2 separate regions of the Mus musculus genome follow, and region 2 is linked to region 1. Evidence: chromatin loops called from intact Hi-C (ENCODE). Cell type or tissue: heart. All regions are shown on one strand. Links, peaks and the distances in the headings refer to the core of each region. The heading gives the core; the rest is flanking DNA. Region 1 has its middle 17 kb from the start of Epm2aip1. Region 2 overlaps Dclk3 (doublecortin-like kinase 3).

What was found. Peaks named below come from ENCODE experiments on the same cell type or tissue, not always from the same donor. Only the 100,000 strongest peaks of a DNase experiment are listed, where the experiment ranks them.
Region 2: a loop joins it to region 1, with 9 times the contacts of the local background. A loop is called at or near these places in 8 of 42 quality-filtered maps.

What each region holds. Positions count from the first base shown.
Region 1 is chr9:111,284,994-111,293,329 of GRCm38, forward strand. No RefSeq gene overlaps it. Among named protein-coding and RNA genes, the nearest start is that of Epm2aip1, 17 kb to the left of the region's middle. In heart, for the core only: no CTCF peak of the experiment used is centred there; a DNase peak (open chromatin) is centred at 5,068; H3K4me3 peaks cover 289 bases; H3K27ac peaks cover 327 bases.
Region 2 is chr9:111,474,730-111,483,065 of GRCm38, forward strand. It overlaps Dclk3 (doublecortin-like kinase 3), which reads left to right. Exons shown (of 5, transcript NM_172928.5): 3 at 7,889-8,021. Among named protein-coding and RNA genes, the nearest start is that of Dclk3, 40 kb to the left of the region's middle. In heart, for the core only: a CTCF peak has its summit at 4,379 (motif pointing left); no DNase peak of the experiment used is centred there.

The sequences.
Region 1 (8,336 bases), core at 235-8,234:
TCTCTGTTAATAACCCCGAGATATCATTTGCTATGTTCTGCCCCGGGCTGCTCCTACTCCATCAGGCCAGCCCTCATGGCTATGTGCTCACGATCTACCTACCCCACAGCGACTACCCCATGGTGACTTCTTCCTCCTCTTCCTTTCTTCTCTCCTCAGGGTCCCTGCTTGAAACCCTGGGCCTGGAAAGTTCATTCCACCCCTTTCTTCACCCAGCCCAGGGTGTAAGCATCTTTATTAACCAATCAGGGATAACTTGGGGCGGGGGCAGGGTCCAGGTTTACACAACAAAGGCTGATATATGTGAGGATCTCCTTGTCTTAGAACAATCAGATCTTGGGGTACAGAATTTAGCATTTGAATACATAGCAGCACCAGACCAACACACACACACACACACACACACACACACACACACACACACACACACACACAGAGAGAGAGAGAGAGAGAGAGAGAGAGAGAGAGAGAGAGAGAGAGAGAGAATCTTTAAAACAAATCAAGTTTACATTAAATAGAACACATGCTGTTTTAAAAATGAGGGCTGAGGAGATTGGCTTGGTGAGTAAGATGGGTAAGATTGCAGACCTGAGTTGGGAACCCCACTGTATGTGTGAAGCTGGATGTATGGGGAATGGTATTTATCAACACCGAGGTATGACATTTACTAAGCTGCTGCTGCACTTCTCATGAGCATATTTGTCACAGATGAGGAGGAGCGGGTCGCTGCTAAGTATTATGACCTCTTAGATGACCTCTTAGCCAGTGTCAGGGGACTTGGCTTCCTATGGCTTGACAGCACTGCACGGGAGCAAGAGATAGATCAGAAAGGTGCCTGGTGAGCAGGAAGCTTTGCTGTTGCTTTTGGTAGCAGATCTGGTTTCCCAGGCAACCAGGGTCCACTTAATGAATGGCTGCAGGCAGCCGACATGAACCTATCCATAGCAACAGGACATAAGAAAGGAAGTCCTCAGCAAACAATATTTCATTTTGGCCTGGGCACACAAGACTCTGGGTGATTAAAAGATTCAGAATGCTGAAAGATAAGAAGAGCCTGCGTGTCCTTGTTCTGTCCTTCATGCACCCTAATGACAGCCACTCACTGCACAGTTTCTTCATTATTTTTCAAATTTCGGTTTCACATGTATATCTGTATATTGTGAATTATATTTTCATTTTTAAAATGGGTTGTGTTTTGCCTTTACATTTATTAGAGTTATTTACTGTGTGGGGGTGTGCACATGTAGGGGCCAGAGGACGACTTGTGAACTTTCTGTCCTTGCATCATGTGGATGCCAGGGATCAAACTCAGGTGGTCAGGCTCCGCAGCAAGCACCTTTAGCCCCTGAGCCACCCCGCCAGCCTGCTAAGCCTTTCCCTGTTTTAATCATTAAGCATCCATTTCTTCCTTTTTCGCCACAGACTTATTTTTGTAGTCGTGCCGTTGGTTTTCCTCTCTATTGGTTACTTCTACAGCATTAAATTTTATTCTGAAATGACCTAATTTTTATTCTATTCTAGCCATTTTTACCAGCGTGACTCCCCCCCTCCATCTGCCTTTTAGTTTCTGTGAATTCTGATTTAAAATTTTTTAATTAATTTTTATGGGTCTGGCTGGGTATTTTGCCTGTATGTATGTTTGGGATCCATGTATGTGTGTGGTGCTCCCAGAGGCCAGAAGAGGGCACTGGGTCCCTGTTCCAAGATACTTGGTCACATTGTGAACCCCAAGATTGTGTTATTTACTAAATTTAGCTGTTTCTAGTCATGGTGTTGAGATGCCAAATCTTTTAGGTTCAGACTCCATTTTAGAGCACCTGACCTAAATTTGAACTCAGGTAAACTAACAGGCCGGTACCTAGCATCAGTCTCCAAGTTGCCCCCCAACAAAACCCGAGCTTAGCTCCAGTCTCTAGACTAATTCCCAACAAGACCAGCATCTCCAGGTTATTCCCCTAACAAACCTGCACCCTGGTTACAAACCCACCTCCTGCCTAACGACCACCAATGCAGAGGGGAGCAGAAGTTAAGTTTATGATGTGACCCCCAGCACCAGCCAATTATGTTAAAGGCCACAGGAGCTTTCCAATTAGATGCTTGCACATTTACCTCCTGGTTGCTGCGTACTATAAAGCCTTGCCTCATGGATACTCGGGGCTCCCCCACCACCAAAGCCGTCCTGTGTGATGGTGGTGTGTTGGGGGTGTCCCGAGCTAGCACAAATAAAATAAAGACCGTGTTGTAGGTTGTATCAGATTGGTTCCTGTCTACTCTTTGGGGGCTACTAACATTTCCCTGGCACTACAGCGTGGCTCAGCCCTCAGCACACAGCTTTAATCCCTCTGGCAGAAATACAGATCTGCCCTTCGTTCACATCTCTAACCCCAAACAATGAAGGTCAAGTTAGTTTGTAGAAGGAAGCACCCGTTTGTAAGTGATGTTTAATTGAGGGGCAAAGTGATGAATCAGTGAATGATTTGACAGAATAGGATGTGCCCAAGTCTCATAAGAAAGAGGAAAGGGAAGCTACTTAAGGGGCAGTGCAGAGAAAGAGAGAGAGAGAGAGAGAGAGAGAGAGAGAGAGAGAGAGAGAGAGAGAGAGAGAGAGAGAGAGAGGAGGCAGTCTTACTGGGATGGTTGTACAGAGACAGGTTGAAAAGAGAGAACAAGCTAGACACAGGTGGAGACAGAAGGAGCCAGGGGATTAGAACAGATTGCTAGAGTTAGTTTGAGGCCAAGCAGAGCAAAACATGAGAGAGAGGGAAAGAGGGAGAGGGAAAGAGGGAGAGGGAAAGAGGGAGAGGGAGAGAGAAAAGAGAAGCCAGATCAAATCAGTCAACTTGTAGAGGAGTTCGAGCCAGAACAGCTGAGTTGAATCAGGCAGTGAAGGTTCAGAACGAATGAGAAAGGGCGAGTTTATTCAGCAGCAAGTCTCAAACTGAAAACATTCTAGCCTAGGTTAGATTATTCCAGGCTAGAAGCTTCCGGGACTAAGCCAAAGTTAGCAGGTAAGGCAGTAAGCCTCGGAGATGACAATTTAGTCAGGCGAATAAAGTTACTTTTCTAGATCCTCTGGAAGTATAGCTCCAGGTGGTTGTAAGCTGCCATGTGTGGGTGCTGGGAATCAAACCTGGAACCTTCGGAAGAGCAGCCAGTGCTTTTCAACTGCTGAGCCATCTCTCCAGTACAAACACATCTTAATAGACTGTTATAATTAAACACCTACATGGCCAATGTCCAGGCCATGAAATGCATTTTATATCAAAACTTTAAAAGCCCATGTCAAGTCTCTTCACCCCCCTCCCCCTAACACACATTCACACCTCTGCTGCTGTGGTAATGATTTCTTGGTGGGTTGTTGTTAGGGGAAGGGAGTTAGTAATTTCTCCGACATTTGCCCTGTTACCATATTTAAATAAAAACGCTGTGACAGTTATTCCTGAGTCTGTCCCTTAATGTGACGTTGTCTTCTAGAAATGGAGGTCCCCAGTCCAAATTCATAATATACATGCCACTTCTTGACATTCTTAGGCATCTAGCTGTGTGCTAATGTGACAGACGAAACATTGTGATTCTTAGTTCTATGGTGTTTAGTTTATGAGTCTGCTAATTTTGGTTTCAAGCCGTACTTATTCTCAACTTCCTGTCTCTGCATTTTTAAACTTCATCTCCTCTGCTTGCTATCAGGGACTCTTCTGTAAAATAGAGATGTTCCTGCCACTGCCTCCAGAGAGCTGGGATTAAAGGTATTTGCTATCACTCTCAGCCTAAACTTTACAGATTTATTTATTTATTTATTTATTTATTTGTGTGTGTGTGTGCGGCACATTTGTGTTATAGCATGTGTGTGGATGTCAGAGAACGACTTCCTGGAGTCAAGTCTCTTCTTTCTACAGTATGACTTTTGGGGATTCAGCCCCATTCCTCAGCCGTGGCAACAAGCACCTTTACCTGCAGAGCCATCTTACTGGCCCTTAGTTTTTGTTTACATCCCACCCCCCCCCCCTCCCCGTTTCCTGAGAGGTCATTTTGTTATTGTTCCTTTGTCATTCAGGTACATGTTTTCCTCAGATTTGCTGGGTCTCTTCTGTCTAATAGTGAGGAACTAGCAAGTTTAACTGAGATGGCTTTGTCCACGAAAGGCTAATTGGCTGGTCTTAATTAGCAAAAATGTAGGGAAGGAACTGAAAGTCACAAAGGGAAGCTTTTACTCTAGGCTCCTGAAATCTTTCTAGCTGTTATATTGTTACTAGGACAGGACAACTTCCTTTACCATCTCTGTCAGGAGCCAGCATGTCCTCCTTTAAGCTAATTTGATTTGGCTTCTCTATTACCAAAAATCTAAAGGAATTGGTTAAGTAACCTCCCCATACCTCTTTCCGTATTATTATATAATGTTCAGCAATTCCATATGACAAATGCAATGTAGAAGGTCCTGGGATGAATGTGTGCTTGTGCGTGCCTGCGCGTGTGCGTGTGTGTATTATGTTATTAAATGAGGCTTTCCAGACCTAGCAACTTATAAGGAAGTAAGTGTGCTGGCTAGTTTTATATCAAGCTAGAGTTATCTGAAAGGACAGAACCTCAGTTGAGAAAATGCCTCTATAAGATCTTGCTGTATTTTCTTAATTAGTGACTAATGGGGGAGGGACTAAACAAGTCATGAGGAACACGCCAGCAAGCAGCACCCCTCCCCCCAACTCTGCATCAGCTCCTGCCTCCAACTTCCTGCTCGGATTGAGTTCCCGCCCTGACTTTCCTCCGTGAAAGTGTACCTGGAAGTCTATGCTGAAATAAACCCTTTCCTCCCCAAATTGCTTTGTTCATGGTGTTTCATCACAGCAATAGTAACCCTAACTAGGACAGTAAGGAAGAAACAGATAAGGATTAAGCAGAGGAGAGGATCCTGGTTGGTGGGGTGATAGCTGGCCATTTGCTTGATCACCACTCCTGTAAAAAGAACTCTGGAAAATACACAAATGACATCACGGGTCTACAGGCCTGTTGAGAGGTCGAGCCCTTTGCGCCCTCTGGTGGTAAAGCTTTCCGCCGGGGCGCTGCAGTATGCGCTCCCGCCACACGGGGGCAGCAGACTACGCTCTGGGTCCTCTGGGCCGCAGTCGCTCCCCAAGGCACCTGAAAACACAAAACTTTCTCAGGTGAGTCAGCTCTGAATGAGACATGGCACAGCGCCAGCAGCGTGTTCTTGTTCTCATCACCCCACACTCTAGTCGCTTCTCCACCAGAGCACGCGCACCCCTTTCCCTCTGCCCTGTTCGCCTGTCCTTTCCCTTACAATCCCACCTTCAGTGCGCCCAGCTAATCGGAGCCATCTCAGGCGTTCTGTCCTTGGACATTTGACATCATGATTCCTAATTTCCCCATGAGAATCAGTTTCTCAGTTTAATGTAAATTCCTTTCATGTAATATGCCCGCTGAATATTATTTCGCCCTACACTTGATTCAGCGTGTGTGTGTGTGTGTGTGTGTGTGTGTGTGTGTGTGTGTATTTGATATGTCATGCATACTACTCTAGAATTACTGCTAGTAGTTTTGTGACGTTCATAACCATTACTGATGCACTGTTTTTTATTCATTCTGCAGCATCGTGCCAGCTAAGTGCTACGGAGCTGGGAACATAAATACCTAAAGCTTTGGGGAGCTCTGCACCTCACCAAAGCAAACCGTGAAAAGCTGCCTATGCAACAGTGTGAGCGAAGCAAAGAAGCAGAGGCTGCCTGGGCCATAGCAGGTTACCATGGAGACAGGGACACTGGGAATTTGCAAGACCGAAGAGGGTAGGAATTGGAAGTTTGCAAAAATCACAGCTCAGGGGCCTAAGCGATGACACAGCGGTTTAGAGTACTAGAAGCACCTGCAGAGGACGTAGGTTCAATTCCCAGCATCCACATGGCAGCTCACCATCTGTAACTCCAGGGCTAGGAGATCCAAAGACCTCTTCTGACATCCATGGACATAGGGTACGAAAGCGGTGCATATCCATCCATCCAGGCAAAGTACTCATGGCACATAAAAATGTATACATCCCAAAAGGTAACAGTCTACAAAATCCCATACACTCCTCTAACTGCAGAGGGGAGTCAGTGAGATCAGAATGGATTGCTTCAGTTTAGCCAGTAGGTCTGGTGTAGGTGTTTGTTTAGTGTTATTACTGCTAATCACCTTGTTGACCTATCTGGCTGGTCTGTGGCTAGGTCTCACTTAGTGGACACTGCATGAAAATTTTGAATTAGTTAAATAGGAATGTCTTAGTCAGTGTTTCTATTCCTGCACAAACATCACGACCAAGAAGCAAGTTGGGGAGGAAAGGGTTTATTCAGCTTACACTTCCACACTGCTGTTCATCACCAGAGGAAGTCAGGATAGGAACTCAAGCAGGTCAGGAAGCAGGAGCTGATGCAGAGGCCATGGAGGGATGTTCCTTACTGGCTTACCTCCCCTGGCTTGCTCAGCCTGCTTTCTTATAGAACCCAGAACTACCAGCCCAGGGATAGCACCACCCATAAGGGGCTCCCCTCTTTGATCACTAATTGAGAAAATGCCTTACAGCTGGATCTCATGGAGGCATTTCCTGAAGGGAGACTCCTTCCTCTGTGATAACTCCAGCTTGTGTCAAGTTGACACACAAAACTAGCCAGTACAGGGAACTTCCAGGTAATACAATTAAGTTTTCTAGAACTGTATCCAAAAACATCAAAAGCGTTATTTATTTATTTATTTATTTATTTATTTATTTATTTATGTGACGCTTACAATAGCTCTGTCTGTTGTAGGCTTCACCTCTGGGAAGTACTCACCTCAGCTGTACTCACGATAGCTGTCTGACTACTGTGGGCAGTCGGATTTCTGACTTATGTGTTGTACACACTTGAGGGCTCCAGTTACAGGAGTTGGCTTGATCTGTGAGGAACCACAGGCTAAGGGGGTGCTTAGTCATTATGGTACCTGCTACAGAGAGGAGGGGCTATTTGGGCTGCCTTGCTGTGTAAAACACAACGGTCAGAACAAGTAGGGGAAGAAAGGATGTATTCAGTCCAGTCACCAATTCAATAAATACTCCACCGATTTGCCTAGAGCCAGATCTTACCGGGGAGCATTTTTACAATTGAGGTTCCCTCCTTTAAGATGACGTTAGCTTGTGTCAAGTTGATGGAAAACTATCCAGCATGGGACCTAAGTTCATATTCCCAGCACCCACAATAAAAGCTGGCCAAAGTGGTCCATGTCTGGAAGCCCAGCACCGAGGATGGGAAAGGAGGCGGTGACAGGCAAAGTTCGGAAGCTCACTGTCCAGCTAGATCACCAAACTGGCGATCTCAAGGGCTGGTGAGAGACCCTCTCTCAACAGAAAAGGTGATTAAAGAAGACACCTGAAGCCAGACGATGATGGTGGGTGTCTTTAATACTCGTACTCGGGAGGCAGAGGCAGGCAGATCTCCTTGAGTTCGAGGCCAGCCTGGTCTACAGAGTGAGTTCCAGGACAGCCAGGGCTACACAGAGAAACCCTGTCTCGAAAAAACAAAAAGACACCAGATGCAGAGCCACTGACTTGTACCCACACATGCACACGTGTACCATGCTTGCACACACACACACACACACACACACACACACACATCCTGGTTGTCAGGAAGAAGAAGCCTCAGGAGCTGGAGCAGCTGCTGAGGGCCAGTGAGCTAGGACACACCACGGGAGGATGCACTAATTGATGAGGCTGCTGAGGATGCTCAAGCATGGCCGGGGCCTCTTGGCCGTAGTCCTGGTTCACGAGAGCGAGAGTGCAGGCTACCTGCAAGGCGAGCGTGGAATGGTGACCCAGACCCAGAAACCATAGCTGTCCCCTTTGTCTCCCTGTCCTTACTCCTGCCCCATAGACTAAAGGATGCAGGTGTGTGGACACTCCAGTTGCGTGTGGTTCAAGTTCTGTCCACAGCTCCCAAGGCCCTGACAAACAGATATCCCCTTTGCTACCCTTTAGCTGATGGCATCACATTGATGCCTCATCTGTTTTAGAAGGACAAACCTGAGATCCCAAGTCGGCTAAGTTCTTACAGAGATGGTAGAGTTCCCTTGTTAAAACAAGTAGGAGGTTCTTAGTACAGAGAGAATGGTCTACAGCAACAGCTCTCAGCCTTCCTAACACGGCAACCCTTTAATACAGTCCCTCATGCTGTGGTGACCTCCAACCATAACATTATTTTTGTTGCTACTTCATAATTGTAATTTTGCTGCTGTTATGAGTCATAATGCAAACATCTGACGTGTGGGTATCTAATATGCGACCCATAAAGCGGTTGTGACCCTCAGGTTGAAAA
Region 2 (8,336 bases), core at 152-8,151, 190 kb after region 1:
GGACAGTTGGTTTACCTTGTATTTTCTGACCAGGACAAGATCCTGGGATCTGTCTGTGGCTCAGCTTGTTCTCACAGTGCGAGGGATGGACCAGGCAGCAGTGTGTCACTGGAGAGTGAGCTCCGTGGCTGGTTGAGAATGGGAAGTTGCTCTGGGAAGTAGAAACTGTAATGGTGATGTGTTCGGTGTAGACAAATATCTCTGAGAGGTTAAGCAGACGCAGATCTTTGTAGAATTAAATATCACAGCTGAGATCTTTGAGTGCTTTAAGGCAGTGGTGTGTGTGTGTGTGGGGAGAGAAAGAGAGAGAGAGAGAGAGAGAGAGAGAGAGAGAGAGAGAGAGAGAAAGGGTGATGGCAAACTACAGATTAGCTGTAATTTTTCTTTTTAACAGTTTTCATCATTCACATTTACATGCATGCATACAACATATTAGGAGCAGATTCATCTCCTACAAGCATCTTGTCCCCTCCTGATGCTGCTCACTCTATTTTTCCCAACTAGTCTCTCTCCCTGCCATATTTATATATTTTCTATATGTGTGTGTACTTGTATGTGTGTACAAGTCTTGTGTGGGTGAATAGCTATAGTATTTTCAGCTCAACACACAATCTGTTCATGGCTACCAGACCAGTTGGCATTTAGAACTTTTTTTGATTTTGATAAAAAAAAAAAAAGGTCAGTTTTATTCTCTCCAAATAAACTTTGGTTGGCATCAGGACCTCTGAAACCTGTGACATCACATCGGCGGGACCCACAGACCTTTTCCCAAGGCAACAGCCACCATATTCCCAGAATCCACTTGGCTCACCTCCCACCTTTACCAGTGTTACATCATTACCCATACACAAAGAAAGCTCCCTCCCACCTTTTTCTCTCTCTTCTCCACTTCTCTTTCCGCTGCCATCTTCCTTGCCCCCCTCTCTCCCAATAAACCTCTTACATGTGGAACTGTTTTGGCCTGGTGTGCAGACTCAAGCTGCTATTCTAACACATCAAATTTTATGCATGTACAAGTATATATATGTGTGTGCGTGTACATGTGTACATGTACAGCTTCAAAAACAGCAGGAAGCTGTGTGTGAGCCATCTTTTGTGTATGAGGTAATGCCTTGCTCTTCCTGGGTGATCTGTCGGTGATCACTTGTTGAAACAGGTGTCTATCACACTCATGAAACACGTTTGTCCTTTTTCAGCCTAAGTCAGTTTGGCATATCATGTCTAGAGTCTAAACATTATCCAGTGCCAGGCTTTTGGTTTTCTTCAGACAAAGATGAGGCTTCTGCTGGACTTGACAACTTCTGTTGTCTGGGCTTAGATAGATACCATTTCCGAGCTTGTTGATAGAGAATAATTATGTTGCAAATGTGTTTGGTTTTTCCAAGATTCAGTATTCACCACTGTTGCCATGGTGACCAGCATCCATCAGTTGGTGTTCTTCACTTACCTACATGTGCTGTCAAATCAACGCTTCCTTTCTTTAAGAGATGGCTGCTGGCTCTCTATTAGACCTATCTTTGCTAAGCCTGGGGGATGCTTATTTTAACACCAACTTCTGACGGAGCAACGGATTATAAGTACAGCTGCTTTTTACAGACATTTTCTGTGCACACTGAAAGCTCTTAATGAATGTAGCTGCTTCTCATGATGTTTTAATCAACAGAAATATTTACATCTGATAATTAGGCCCCGGAGTAATGTTTCAGGCCTCCTGTATGGCAAGTTCATCTGGTCGCACTGATCTCATTTCCTGATATTAGGATTCTTCTACCCTTAGGGTTATTTAGACTCCTGAGATCTTACAAAGAAAGTTTTAATTATGAGACTTTCCAGCTTGCAGAAATATCCATGTTAATTGCTTCTTCTGCCTGTATGTGGTCCCCTGGAGGGAATGGGATTGTGTTGACTGAATCCCAGGGAAGGAGGGAGGAAGCCACAGGAGCCTGAGAAGAGGTGGTAATTAGACCAGCTCACCCAGGACGGGGAGTGTACAGGCCAGGTATCCTCAGCCAAGACATCTGTGTGAGCGGGCGGTGATGGAAGGGACGTTAGGCTCTAGCAGAGTCCTTCCAGAATCATCTCCTCCAGTGGGGCGGGGGGAAGAGTTGAGTCTTCTTCAGGGGAGGAGCTGAGAGGAGTGAGATGGGCTGGCGACCAGTTGTTCCTCTTCCTCACATGTGGAGTGCTGCCTTTCCTGGGTCTTGTCACTGTTCCCAGGTACTACAGCTCTGAGTGCTTGGAGTAGCAGAAATGGAGGTGGCATTGTAGGGACAGGTCACAGCTTGGGTGAAGACAAAGGCAGATCCTTTCTTGTTGGTTCCAGGATGAAGTAGGTTTGTCTGGCCATCTCACTACTGAATATGGCTGGAACTGCACACTGGTAAGTATGTGTTCTTGAGGGTGATAAGGAAAGCCTCGGGCAAGAAGGACCCACAGGGTGAGAAGGACACACACATCTCTTGCCCATTCTTCATCTGACATAAACGTCTTCCACCATTTTGTTGACCTTAATTCTCCATGTCCTTTTCCCCTCTCCCTTCTGCTACGATATACAAGTCGGTCTCAGTGGTAGCAATTCTCCGTGATCCACAGGCATTTCTTCTACCAGCTCTTACTCTCTCTCCTAAGCTAGAAGCTAGGCATGCACTCTTGTTTTCTTATTAATGCCCCAGGCATTAACAATTTTAAACATTGGTAATAACCACGGCGGCGCCTCTCATCAGGCCAGACTTCATGAAATTAAGGAACACAGATTTCAGCAATAACATGGAGTCACAAGAGACAGAGTTAGATGAAACAGGGCTTTAGTCCAGGTCATTTTGTTAGCGAATGCTAGCGATATCTTGTGGCCACCTTCCTAGGAGAATGTGTTCTCGGAAGCCCTTTGAAGATTGGAGATTGAATTTCTCAAGATTCTTTGAGTTGGAAAAAGCAGCTAAGTAGAGCTCTTCTGTGAGTTTCTGAGATCTTAGCTCTCCCTAGGCTCGGTTGTTTCTGGAAGAGCCTGATTCATCTTCTGCAAGGCCTGTCGGTTGGGGGTGATGTAAGATCAGGGGAGGAAGCTGGGGCTGGGGCTGAGGTAAACTCCCTGTTGTGTTTTGGCATCCAGCTGAAGTGAATAGGGTCAGGTGATCCTCCCTGTGGATGGGTTGGGATGGTGGGCAAGGAGAGAGGACTCTGGTGTCCTGACCTACAGCTAGTTAGTGTGCAACTCGTCTTTTTGATGGAGGAAGAAGACTCCAGGGTAATTATTGCAGCGTGAGCTTGACTGAGTTCAGGGGATCAGGGATGGTGAAAATATGCATGTAGTAGATACGGGTATCTGTTTCAAGATTCATAGTGCATGTGTGTGTGTGAAGGAGATCACAAAATTGAAGTTGCTGAAGGGGTGTGTAGAAATGGACTGTGTGTTTTTTAAGTGGGGAGGATTGGCTGTGTGGTGATGGAGCCAGTCTACAGGCTGGGGAGCTGACTCCCAGAGAGAGCAGCAGGGCGACTGAGCTGGAAGCCGCTGTTCCTCATCTCCTTTGATTCTCATCTTCCTTCTCCAGTGACACAACGGTGATGTGAAGTACAGAGAAATATGAAGCTATCAGATTCAATTTAGGAGACAAGGCTGTCTGACTGTCCTCCTTCAGCAGGCTGCCCTCAGCTAAAAACACAAGTGGCCTAGAGGCTGCTGTGCTCTGGCCTGCATGGCTCCCTGGCGTGGCCATTTTCAGACACCCTTTGTTTTTGTTGATCTTCCTTTCCCACACCCCTCCCCAGGACCCCCATCCTCCTCTTGCTGGTCCCCCTCCTCCTGGGTATTTTATTATTTTCTTTATCTCCTGCCTCTTGCTCCCCACCCCAGGAAGCCTCTTTTCCTCCTCTGGTATGACCTGTACTCACCCTCTCTACACACAAATATAAATATGAAAGTCTAGGATCTGTGTTGGAGAAAACATGTGGCATTTATTTTTCTGAGTCTAGGTTGCTTTGTCTAATGTAATAATACCCAATTCTGTTTATTTTTTTTCTACCAACGTCATGATCCCATTCTTCCTATGGCTGCATAAAGTATCGCTGTGTATTGAGCCACATTTTCATTCTTCTTTTTTTGGGTGATGGACACCTAGGCTGGTTCCATTTCCTGGCTACTGTGAACAGCGTGATGGTCAGGGGATGACGGTGCCTTTCATGTTCCAGTGTCAATTAGTGTGGGGCACTGGCATTTTGATATGGCGTGGCTTCTAAGATCACTTCAGTCCTTGTTAGTTGGAAATGTGCTTTGGAGGGAAACGGCCTAAAGAACCTTGAAGATTCAAGCAGGAATTTAGCAGAGATAAACAAGCCTCTTCCAAGCCTAATGTTGAAGGGTGCCTGGTTGCTGGTCTGTACTCTGCTGCCCCCTTCTGCTTAGAGATTAAATGTACATTTTAGATTTTATTTATTAAGGCATGTTTGCTTGTTTTTTTGGAGATAGGGTCTTCATTGCTGTACAGTGGAAAGTGGCCTGGAATTCTCTACCTTCCTGAGTGCTAGGCTTACAGGCATGCACCTCATAACTGACTGCATAACCGTGCTTAAATTGATAAACTGTGGAAGGGCAGAGTGGAGGCCAACTGATGACAACATAAAGATCTCTCTTGAGGGACACGCATGTAACTCAGTTGATAGAGTACTGGATGCATGAAGCCCTGGGTTTGATCCCTAGCACTGTGTTAACTAAGCATGGTGGTGCACACCTATAATCCGAGAACTTGGGATCTGGAAGTGGGAGGATCAGGTGTTCAAGGTCATCCTGAGCTAACTGGTTTGTTCTACATGATACCCTAACTCAAAAAAAATTTTTTTTCTTGAGATTTTGGGGCACATGTGGAGTTATCCAATCCTTCCATCACTAATGCAGACCACCTGGATTCCAAGCAGGACACTCTGGTGTGGCTGGAAAGGGGAGCATAGACAGACAGACCAGTCAGTCATTCATTCTGTGTGCAGCCATCACTTAATAGACTGTCTGTCAGAGCCCTGGATCAGCCCAGCAAGAACATGGCTTAGAACAGCAGGGTTTGATAAACTTGGAGACGTGGGTTGGGGGTAAGCGGATTCACAGGCAAGTAGATCCAGGGCAGGATGGCTTCCAAACCCAGGAAAGCCAGAAAAGCTTCTTGAGACATAGACATTGAAGTGGACATTTAATGGGGCCTTTGGCTGCTTGGCCAGATGAGAGTCCTGAGTGTTCCCTATCTCCACAGTCGAAACCAAGCCACATAAAGGACTTGCCAGGAGTCCTGGGATCATAGCTTAGAGAATTCAGAAAGCCAGTTTGGGGTTGGGGTGAGGTGGGCGGTTCACGGTCCTTGCTTCCCATCTTTGGAAAGGATGCATTCCTATTTACTGTCATCCCAGAGGGGATACTGAGAAAGCAGATAGGGATGGACTTATGGGTCATCAGGAATGGATATGTGATGAACTGGTGTCTGGTGGAGAGAAGTGTTAGACAAGTTTCCTGTTCGGGTGGAGGTCTGACTTGAAGGTAAGACAGGTATTAAGGTGAAGCAATATATTAAGGTGCCAAAACACTCACACATGGCATAGCCTTAAGTGGAATGAAGCTGTTTACATAGTGAAGCCAGCAACAGCCTCGAGAAGAGCTGAGGAGACAGGTCATTGGGTAAAAGTGCTTGCTGTGAAGGCAAGAGAACCTGAGTTCAAATCCCTGGCACCCACGTAAATGCTGGCCATGACTGTGCACGTATAATTGATGTGTTGGAGAACAGAGACAAGTGGGTACCAGGAACTTGCTGGCCAGCCAGTCTAGCTGAAACTAAGTTCAATGAGGGATCTGTCTTATTAAATAAGATGGAGGGGTGGGGCAGCCAATGTCCTCATCCTTGCATGGATACCTGTATCTACACACTACATACCTGTATCTACACACTACATACCTGTATCTACACAGGTACATACCTGTATCTACACAGGTACATGCCTGATGTATTGCCTCTCACAAAAATAAATAGATAAACACAGAAGAAAACAATAATAGACAATGCTGAGACTAGTAAAGAAACCATAACAGTAGAACCGGAGTCTTTAACACACCAGTCCTTCCCAGCAATGGGCGGTGTTCCAGGTGGGAAAAGCTGAACTCTGAAGAGACAAGAACATGATATTATGTTTTAGACAGGCTCATAGAGTCATTTAAAACTGATGTGCTGTTTTGAAGGCATATACAGGACACCAAACACAATACAATCTTAAATCAAAGCTTGAGTTTCTGGGGTAGGCTTTGGAATTGTGGGTTTCCAATTACTTTTTTTGATAGAAGTACCCATTTTATTTTGATGTATTGAATTGGCCAGATACTTTTGATTCTGATCATTTGGCTAGAAATATTTGCAAATATTTTTGTGGGGAACATTTTTTCTCAACAATTCTGTAGTCATATGATGGATGGAGACAGTCCATCTGGCAGTTCCATATGGAATTGCCAACACTATTTTGTGTTCCTTTCCTTCCCAACTAGACTTTCTAGCCCAAATTATTCCATTGTCTCTTTCAGGCTGCATCTGCCTCTGTGCGCAGAGTGAGCAGAACTCGGCTTTGGGTCCGAAACTATGGTTTGTTCTTGGCCAGGTTAACTTAGGAGCCAGTGATGTGAAGAGGCTTGGAAGGGGGCTGCAGGACACCCTGACTGGGATTAGGACACCCTGACTGGGATTAGGACACCCTGACTGGGATTCCCAGGTTCTCTAGCATGGAAATGGATCCGGGATACACAGATAGTGGTAGAAACAGAGAGAGTTTATTAAGGAAGAAAAGCACTTTATAGAATGGAAATGAGCTGGAGTTAGGTAAGGGTCAGAAGCCCAGTGGTTCCCGGATGGGCAGGCAGGGATGTGTGCACCACATTCCATGCTTTCTTGGGTTTTTCAGCCTTCCCCTTTGTCATTGTTTCTGCTCATATACCAGTCTTGACCTGGACTCAGCAATTAAGATACATGCAGCTTGTGGAGACGTCAGCTATGGGGTCGGGGGAGGCAGGGGCAGGGGCAGGAACCTCATGTGTGACACTATGATGTCATCAGGATCTCCCTCAAGCTGCATGCATCTTGAACTTGGAGCAAGACGGTACTGGGTTTGACCCTCATCATTTGCTCTATGTGGAGTGTAACGTACATTTGTTTATCTGTAGTGGGGTGGGAGCATGTGCCGCCATCCTATGTGGAGGTTAGAGTCAGGTTCTCTCTCTTCCCACCCTATGGGTTCTATACCCACTGAGCCATCTCACTGTCCCTCTAGACCACTGCTTGTTCTTAGTTTATGTTCAGAGTATCAGGACTCCTTGTTAGAACACAGCGGTGTCTGGTGGAAATGGTTTCCATCTGCACTGTCCAGCACGGTACTCAACTCACAGGTTGCTCTTGGACAAACACATGTGCCCAGTGCAGCTGAGAAACTGAGCTTTAATCAATGAATTCTTAATATCACATTTGATAACACACGAAGCTGAACTGGATTGTGCAGTGAACCTGACTCTGGTCCTTTGGTTGAAAATGTCAGCAGCTACTTTGACTTGGTTGCACACACACACTACTGTCTCAGTGTCCCTGGTTGCACACACACACACACACACACACACACACACACACACACACACACACACAACTGTCTCAGTGTCCCTGGTTGCACACACACACACACACACACACACACACACACACACACACTACTGTCTCAGTGTCCTAGGGTTCACATACAGACTATGGTCTCAGTGGTACAGGTTACACACACACACACACACACACACACACACACACACACACACACACACTACTGCCTCAGTGTTCCTTCTTTATTTCCATCGCAGTTTTAATGCTTTGGACCTTCTGATCCCTTCTAGGTTCAGCGAAATGAAGACAAGTCTATCACCTTGAAGCTGGCTGATTTTGGCTTGGCCAAATATGTGGTGAGGCCTATATTTACTGTGTGTGGGACGCCAACATATGTAGCTCCTGAAATTCTTTCTGAGAAAGGTAAGTGTTACCCTTTGCTCTTTGGTACTTAAGCTTTGCAATTGACAAATGCCTTACTGATTCCAGCAAGGAACTGTTACAAAATCTCAGAGAGCTGAAACTCAGGCTTGATAAATATTTATTTATTTATTTATTTATTTATTTATTTATTTATTTATTTAAATTGTGTGCATGCATGCATCTCTCTGGGTATGTGCATGCATCTTTCTCTCTCTGTCTCCATCTTCATCTCTGTCTCCCTCTCTCCCCCCTCCCCCAGTGTGTGTGTGTGTGTGTGTGTGTGTGTGTGTATGTGTGTGTATGTGTGTGTAGGCA